2 separate regions of the Homo sapiens genome follow, and region 1 is linked to region 2. Evidence: read pairs that join two places in POLR2A ChIA-PET (ENCODE). Cell type or tissue: Caco-2. All regions are shown on one strand. Links, peaks and the distances in the headings refer to the core of each region. The heading gives the core; the rest is flanking DNA. Region 1 overlaps NDRG3 (NDRG family member 3). Region 2 holds the start of LOC124904894 (a long non-coding RNA gene).

Region 1 (4,391 bases), core at 241-4,240, 96 kb after region 2:
GCCCGGCTAATTTTTTGTATTTTAGTAGAGACGGGGTTTCACCATGTTGGCCAGGATGGTCTTGATCTGCTGACCTCGTGATCCGCCGACCTCGTGATCCGCCTGCCTCGGCCTCCCAAAGTGCTAAGATTACAGGCGTAAGCCACTGCGCCCAGCTGAGATCCTTGTTTTATAAATAAGGAACTGAGGCTCAGAAAGTTAGGGGAAAGAAAAAAAACACTTGCCCAAATTCTCACATCTAATAAATATCAGAGCCAGGATTTCAACCCAGGTTGTATGCTTTCAATTATGCAATGCTGCCTGCAAATGAAGTTGACTCTGTCAGTTGTCGTTATGTCCCATTCACAGCCTGAAAAGCATCATTGGAATTGGAGTTGGAGCTGGAGCTTACATCCTCAGCAGATTTGCAGTAAGTATGTAGAGGATTAGCCTCAACATCCTTGAGGCAGTGCCTGGGTCACAGCTATTACTGCTGTGTTAAATGACCAGGCAGTATTCTGGGCCTTATGTCAGTTTTTCTGTAACTTCTGTCAGCTTTAGATACAGGTTGTATAAAGCCTAGCTTTGTACTTAACAATACCTGAAAAATCACAAATGGGGACAGTACATCATCAATAAAAAGCAAGTCCTAGATGCTGCTTATAATGGAATTTTGTGCGGCCATTAAAATTAAGTTTACGAAAAGCTTTATAATGATACATGGTTTGCATACATTATAATGTTAACCAAAAAGTTAGAATATAGATTGACATAAAGTTTGTCATAGCCATAGGAAAGGACTGGAAGAAAATGTACCAAAAAATATTAATGGATTGATATGTGGTAAGATAATGTGAAATTTTTATTTTCTGCTTTTTATAATTTCTCTGCTTATCAAATTTTCTATCGTGAATATAATCACTGTAGTCAGAGAAAAAAAGTAAGCCAGGGACCAGGCACGGTGGCTCACGCCTGTGATCCTAGCACTTTGGGAGGCCGACACGGGTGGATCACCTGAGGTCAGGAGTTCGAGACCAGCCTGGCCAACATGGTGAAACCCCGTCTCCACTAAAAATACAAAAATTAGCTGGGCGTGGTGGTAGGTGCCTGTAATCCCAGCTACTCAGGAGGCTGAGGCAGGAGAATTGCATGAATCCTAGAGGCCGAGATTGTAGTGAGCCGAGATAGCATCACTGCACCAGCCTGGGCAACAAGAGCGAAACTCTGTCTCAAAAAGAAAATTAAATTAAATTAAATTAAATAAGCTAGAGAGCTAGAGCTCCTATTATAAATTTTTTTTTTTTTTTTTTTTGAGATGAAGTCTTGCTGTGTCGCCCAGGCTGGAGTGCAGTGGTGCAATCTCGGCTCACTGCAACCTCCGCCTCCTGGGTTTAAGTGATTCTCCTGCCTCAGCCTCCTGAGTAGCTGGGATTACAGGCGCCCACTACCACACCCAGCTAATTTTTGCATTTTTAGTAGACATGGGGTTTCGCCATGTTGGTCAGGCTGGTCTCTAACTCCTGACCTCGTGATCCACCCTCCTCAGCCTCCCAAAGTGCGGAGATTACAGGCGTGAGCCACCGTGCCCGGCCAGACATTATTATCATTATTTTTTTTTAATACGTCCTCAGTGATAGGAGAGTCTTCTGAGGATGATACAGACTGTTCAGATGGTTTCAGAAAAAAAAACTTCAGAAGCCTCTGTTGAGAACAAAGATATATGAGCATGGAGCAGCTGCTTGTGCCAAGCGCACTTTCCCAATGAGGAAGATCCACCATGAATTGAACAACTGCATATAGATCTTTGCAAGACAAGATAATTTGATAGTAAAATAAGTAATTTGATAGCAAAACCAGAAACTGGTTTCCATATGCTAAGTCAGATTTCAAGAGCTATTTTTCCACATGTTCTCCCTCTTTGTAGTCTTACTTTCAAATGTGAGGCATTAAGGCATGTAAGTAAGAATTGATCAACCATGTTCCAACTGTTTAGAAGAACTGTGGGAGTGTAGCTTTCATACTATTGTCTTTGCCTCATCTTTCAGCTCAACCATCCAGAGCTTGTGGAAGGCCTTGTGCTCATTAATGTTGACCCTTGCGCTAAAGGCTGGATTGACTGGGCAGCTTCCAAAGTAAGTACCACATGAAGGTGTCCATCGGCTTATCTTGGCCCATCTCAAAACAGCTTACCAGTTTTTCATTGAGGTATATATACAGTTAAGGGTAAAAATGTTAAGTATATAGCTTGAAGAATGTTTACATATAAAATCACCATCCAATCAAGATATAGAATATTCCCAGCTCACTAGGGGATTCCGTTGTATCTTTTCCTAATTGATACTTCCTCTCCTTCCCAGAAATTACCTGTTCTGACTGTTGTTACCAGAGATAAGTTTTATCTGTTTTTAAACAGTTTTATCTGTTAAATTGGAATCATAGAAACTGTATTTTTTTTTTTTTTTTGAGATGGAGTCTCACTCTGTTGCCCAGGCTGGAGTGCAGTGGCATGATCTTGGCTCACTGCAACCTCCACCTCCCGGTTCAAGCAATTCTCTGCCTCAGCCTCCCGAGTGGCTGGGATTACAGGTGCCCACCACCATGCCCGGCTAATTTTTTTGTATTTTTAGGAGAGACCAGGTTTCACCATCTTGACCAGGCTGGTCTTGAACTCCTGACCTTGTGATCCACCCGCCTCGGCCTCCCAAACTGCTGGGATTACAGGCGTGAGCCACCGCACCCAGCCTGTCTGGTTTCTTTTCTTTCATCACGGTGTCTGTGAAACTCATCCAAGTTGTATGTAGCAGTAGTTCTAAATTACAGTTTGGACTGGGCACGGTGGCTCATGCCTGTAATCCCAGCACTTTGGGAGGCAGAGGCGGGAAGATCACCTGAGGTCGGGAGTTTGAGACCAGCCTGACCAACATGGAGAAACCCCATCTCTACTAAAAATACAAAATTAGTCGGGTGTGGTGGTGCATGCCTGTAATCCCAGCTACTCGGGAGGCTGAGGCAGGAGAATCACTTGAACCTGGGAGGCAGAGGTTGCAGTGAGCTAAGATCGTGCCATTGCACTCCAGTCTGGGCAACAAGAGCAAAACTCCATCTGAAAAAAATAAAAATAAATAAATAAATAAATTACAATTTGGCCAGGCGCGGTGGCTCACGCCTGTAATTCCAGCACTTTGGGAGGTCAAGGTGGGCAGATCACCTGAGGTCAGGAGTTCAAGACCAGCCTGGCCAACATGGCGAAACTCCGTCTCTACTAAAAATACAAAAATTAGCCGGGCGTGGTGGTGGGTGCCTGTAATCCCAGCTACTCGGGGGGCTGAGACAGGATAATCACTTGAACCTGGGAGGTGGAGATTCCAGTGAGCTGAGATCACACCATTGCGCTCCAGCCTGGGTGACAAGAGTGAAACTCTGTCTCAAAAAAAAAAAAAAAATTGCAATTTAACAGGAGTTCTAAACGGTTCTTTAGTAACCTATTGTGTGAATACACAGAACGAGTTGTTTCTGTTATTTGGATCTTATGAGTAAAGCTGCTGTGCATATTCCTTATGTCTTTCAGTAGACATACACATTTATTTCTCTTGGGTTTATACCTAGGAGTGAAATTGCTATGTCATAGGGCATTTGTATGTTTAGCTTTAGTAGATATAATCAAACAGTTTTCCAAAGTATTTGACCAAGGCCAGGCATGGTAGCTCACGCCTGTAATGCCAATACTTTGGGAGGCCGAGGTGGGAGGATCACTTGAGGTCAGGAGTTCAAGACTAGCCAGGCCAACATGGCAAAACCCTGTCTCTACTAAAAATACGAAAATTAGCTGGGGTGTGGGGCATGATGGTACACATCTGTAATCCCAGCTACTCAGGAGGCTGAGGCAGGAGAATTGCTTGAACCCAGGAGGTGGAGGTTGCGGTGAGCCAAGATCGTGCCACTGCACGCCAGCCTGGGCAACAGAGTGAGACTCTCTCTCAAAGAAAACAAAAATAAAAATAAAGTAAATGAAAATGTCTTCAAAGTATTTAACCATTTACACAACAGCAGTGCGTGAAAGTTTCAGTTGCTCCACATCACCAACATTTGATATTATAAGTACTTTTAATTTTAGTAAAAGACAAGCAGTTTTATTTGTGATATTAGTTTGTTTTTATGTTTTCCATTACCAAAATAGCTTTAGTCATTAAAATAAGAATTTTTAATTACATCATCTTTTAAATGTTAAGCTATGCTTATAGATAGATAATCCTGTTGTTGTTTGTTTGAGACGGAGTCTCGCTCTTGTCGCCCAGGCTGGAGTGCAGTGGCATGATCTTGGCTCACTGCAACCTCTGCCTCCCAGGTTTAAGCAACTCTCAGCCTCAGCCTCCCGAGTAGCTGGGATCACAGGTGCCTGCCACCATGCCTGG
Region 2 (4,391 bases), core at 88-4,087:
AATGCCAGCCCTGCCACTCCTTCCTCACCCTCCTTGGAGCCTCCTCTGCTGCTTGTCTATCCCAACGGCCCTGCTCCCCTCCCTTCCTGCCCTTCACCAGCTTTCTGGACACCATGCCCTGAGGAAGGGACCTTTGGTTTTCTCTAAACATCTTTGAAGGGCTGAGGCAGTCAGGGCTGGCTGCCTTGTCACTCTTTATTTGGAAGCCACTCAAACCATTCCCAAGAAGAGGGACCTCAGCTGGCAATCTGGAAACCTGGCCCAGGTCTGGGCAGATGTCTTCACTTCTCCTACCTTCCCAGTCTTGTGATCCTGTGATGAGCACCAGGATGGCCCTGTGGTCCCTAGAGCACCCCTCATGCTGTAGGGTCCTGCAGCCCCATCCTTTCTCTACTGGGCCCTGGTATCCTGGCTCCTCTCTCAGCTCTGCCACTGATCTCTGTGCCTTAGTTTACTTCTCTGCACGGGGGACTCACCCCAAGACCATTTCCAGCAGCTTCCCAGGTGATGTGGTGCCCCAAGGCTGGGCTTTGCCAGCTGTGGCCCAGCTCCTTAGTGCTGCCCAGGAGACACCAGGCTGCTCAGAATGAGGTGACTGCGGGCACCATTCTCAGCCAGTGGTTCTTGTATTGCATTCCAGCAGCAGGAATATCACCTGGGAACTTGATAGAAGTGCAGATTAGCAGCCCCACCCAAGACCCACTGAATTAGAGCTTGTGGAGTGGGGCCCTACAAGCTGGGGTTTTAAGGAGCCCTCCAAATGATTCTGACGCATAAGAATATGCCAACTGCTGATCTGGGCTAGCCATTAGTAGAGCCTGGGGAGGGACTGGGACTGGCTAGGCCAAGAACAGGTGGAAAACACCAGCCTTATCTGGACTCCTGAGATTGGGAACCACCACCAACAAAAACCAACCCTATAGTCGCTCCTCTTGGAAGAGGAAGAGAAGTTGAAGGGCCTGGAGAAAGCACACATTGTTTGTTTCCCTGCTCCTGCTCACCTCTCTCACTTGTCTTGGTTTTACAAAAGGCTGTGTGGATGGTGCCAGCCAGGGAGGGGGTGGGAGTCCTGGGGAGGCAGGAGGCAGAAGACCCTGACTGTTTCTCCCTTGGGAACCTCACCATAGGCCAGATAGCGCCTCTTCAAACTGAAAGAAATCTTAACTCCACAAAGAAAGCATCCTAAATCCCCAGTTCCTCCTCCTCCCAACCCCAGGGATACCTTGTAGACAGTGCCAAAAAACAGCTCCAACCCCCAGCAGCTGGGAAGAGAGCCAGAAGCTGCCCTTCCTCCTCATCCTGGCCCCTCCCCAGCCCCCGCCAATACTGTGAACCCCCTTCCCACTCAGCCTGGTTTCCTGGTGAGGGTCCTGCAGTCATGGGCCCTGGGGGACCCCCAGGGCAAGGCCCATGGGAGGGAAGGGACCAAGGGCATCCTTGGGCCAACTGTCCACCTCTCTTGTCCACTATTCTCTCCTTTCCACTTCTGTCTTCAAAAGGCTCCTTCCTAGGATGGATCGGGTGCTAGGACAACTGCAGTCCAATCCACCAGCTCTCCCTGCCCCTGTGTCTTATTTCAGACATGAGAATAACTGTACAGTGTAAACTTATAAAGCGTTTTTAATGGTTGTAGATTGGAAATAAAGTATGTCATATGAACAGCTGCTGTGGACTTGGCCTCCTCTCTGATTTTTCTAATGAGGTGGGTGGGGGCCCCAGCGGATCTGAAACCTAACTTTTCCCCACTCCCAGCTGCCTGGGAAGTGGGGAGCCCAGGGAGGCCACAGCCAGCTGGCTGGTTTGGAGTCACTTGGGAGGGGCCACCAGGTGTTCTGGCTGCTGCCTGCTGATACTTCAGCGTCTCCCACACAGTGTGATATGACCACTGAGAAACAAATGCAGTCTTCAAAAAGAAGAAAAATAGAATTGAACTTTTCTACAAAAGACTTTAACAATTTTATGAAAAAAAAAAAGACACTTTTAGGTGTGTGTCAATTGTCTATTGAAGCGTAATTAATTATTCCGAAACATTTATTATACCCCACAGATGCTATGGGTCAGGAATTTGGGAGCTGGGCAGTTCTGATTCAAGGTCTCAGGAGGTTGCAGTCAGTTGTCAGTCAGGCTACAGTCATTTGAATGCCTGATGAGCTGGAAGACCCATTTGCAAAGTAGCTACTTATGCCTGGCAAGTCATTGCTAGCTGTTTGCAGGAGGCCTCAGTTCCTCACCATGTGGACCTCTGTAGGCTGTTTGCGTGCCTTCACAACATGGCGTCTGGCTTCCTCCACAGCATGTGATCTATGAGAGAGCAGGGAGGAAGTCACAATGTCTTTTATAGCTAAGCCTTGAAACTCACAGACTAGGCCAGGCGCGGTGGCTCATGCCTGTAATCCCAGCACTTTGGGAGGCCGAGGCGGGCAGATCACCTGAGGTCGGGAGTTGGAGATCAGCCTGACCAACATAGAGAAACCCCATCTCTACTAAAAATACACAGTTAGCTGGGTGTGGTGGTGCATGCATGTAATCCCAGCTACTCGGGAGGCTGAGGCAGGAGAATCGCTTGAACTCAGGAGGCAGAGGTTGCTGTGAACCAAGATCGCGCCATTGCACTCCAGCCTGGGCAACAAGAGCAAAACTCCGTCTCAAAAAAAAAAAAAAAAGCCACAGACTATAATGTCTATAATGTCTGCAATATCTAATTGGTTATATAGACTAGCATTCTTCAGCATGGGAGGGGACAACACGAGGGCATGAACACCAGGAACCAGGGGTCATTGGGGGCCATCTTAGAAGCTGGCTACATGATACTTCATAGATCTCTTCTATGAGGGGCTAATAACAGCCAGGCATGTGCTAGGTATTGAGGATACAATGGATGGGCCTGGAAGATATGAAATCAAATGTTAATGGCAGGGGGAGCCCAGGGTGCTCAGCCAGCCCAGAGGAAACAAGAAAGGCTTCACAGAGGAAAGGACATCTGAATGACACCTAAGATTGAGATGTTGACCAGATGAAGGCCATGGTGGTGTGTTGTAGGCACGGGACTGAGGGGAAGTGGTTCCAGGGAGAGGGAATACCATGTGTGAAAGCCTCGTAGAAAGAGAGCAGAGCAGAACTGGGGAACTGAAAGAAGAGGCTGGGTCAGATCACACAGTGCCTTTTTTCTTTTTCCTTTTCTTTTCTTTTTTCTTTTTTTTTTTTTTTTTTGAGATGAAATCTTGCTCTGTTGCCCAGACTGGAGTACAGTGGCATGTTCTTAGCTCACCGCAGCCCTGGCCTCCCAGGTTCAAGTGATTCTCCTGGCCTCCCAGGTTCAAGTGATTCTCCTGCTTCAGCCTCTCAAGTAACAGGGATTATAGGTGCATACCACCACACCTGGCTAATTTTTGTATTTTTAGTAGAGACAGGGTTTTGCTATGTTGGCCAGGCTGGTCTCAAACTCCTGACCTCAACTGATCCGCAGGCCTCAGCCTCCCAAACTGCTGGGATTAGAGGCGTGAGCCACCACACCCAGCCTAATGACACAGTGCCTTATAGGGGAAAAAAATGTGTGCCTCCTGTGGACAGGAGGGAGCCATGCAACAATTCAAAGCAGGGAAACGATGTAGAAGATGTATTGGGTCTGTATTCCATGAAATCATTTTCTCATTGTGCCCCAGGATGGCCAGCCCTAGCTGGGAAGGAACACTGAGTTCTCTTCCTGGCACGTTGACAGAGAGGAGTTTAAGAGGCAGGCAAGCATAAAAGGAACTGGGTACCTCTCAACCCCAGAAAGTGATATTCAGGGAGCCAAGGGCAAATCTCTGCTTTCAGAATGGCTGCTGCAGCCAGCAGGCTGGAACCACAGGGTGGAAATTTCAGGAAGGCAGATTTTTGTCTCCCACCAGAAAACTTTTCCAAGGACCACAACTGCTATGGAAGGATGACCACGGTCAGCTCCAGCTGCCTCTCTCCAACCCCTCTTTTGGACTGTGGGCTGCTTATAATTCAATATTTGGAAGTTTTTCTGTGAAAGAAAGGACTGTGCACATCCAAGGGGACATTTTGGTGGCGTCGTGCTGGGTGCTGAGGAAGCAGCCCGCTCTCTGGAGCCTCCTAGACCAGCATGGGATAGTGGAGCAGGAACAGATTGGGCTCCTGGGAGCACAGAAAGGACAGTTGGTTTTCAGCCTAAGGCCAGAGAGAATGCTTGGAGAGAAATCAATCATTCCTTAGCTGAGGCTTAAAATTCGAGGATGTGGCCGGGCGCAGTGGCTCATGCCTGTAATCCCAGCTCTTTGGGAGGCCGAAGTGGGTGGATCACTTGAGGTCAGGAGTTCGCGACCAGCCTGGCCAACATTTTTAGTGGCCGTCTCTACTAAAAATACAAAAATTAGCCAGGCGTGGTG

Evidence for each region. Peaks named below come from ENCODE experiments on the same cell type or tissue, not always from the same donor. Only the 100,000 strongest peaks of a DNase experiment are listed, where the experiment ranks them.
Region 1: POLR2A ChIA-PET joins it to region 2 with 5 read pairs; 3 of 35 experiments call an interaction of 5 or more read pairs at or near these places.

What each region holds. Positions count from the first base shown.
Region 1 is chr20:36,678,536-36,682,926 of GRCh38, reverse strand. It overlaps NDRG3 (NDRG family member 3), which reads left to right. Exons shown (of 16, transcript NM_032013.4): 7 at 349-409; 8 at 2,025-2,111. Among named protein-coding and RNA genes, the nearest start is that of SLA2, 35 kb to the right of the region's middle. In Caco-2, for the core only: no CTCF peak of the experiment used is centred there; no DNase peak of the experiment used is centred there.
Region 2 is chr20:36,774,715-36,779,105 of GRCh38, reverse strand. It overlaps MTCL2 (microtubule crosslinking factor 2), which reads left to right. Exons shown (of 15, transcript NM_080627.4): 15 at 1-1,659. LOC124904894 (a long non-coding RNA gene) reads right to left here and starts at 3,971. Exons shown (of 2, transcript XR_007067574.1): 1 at 3,888-3,971; 2 at 2,014-2,301. In Caco-2, for the core only: no CTCF peak of the experiment used is centred there; no DNase peak of the experiment used is centred there.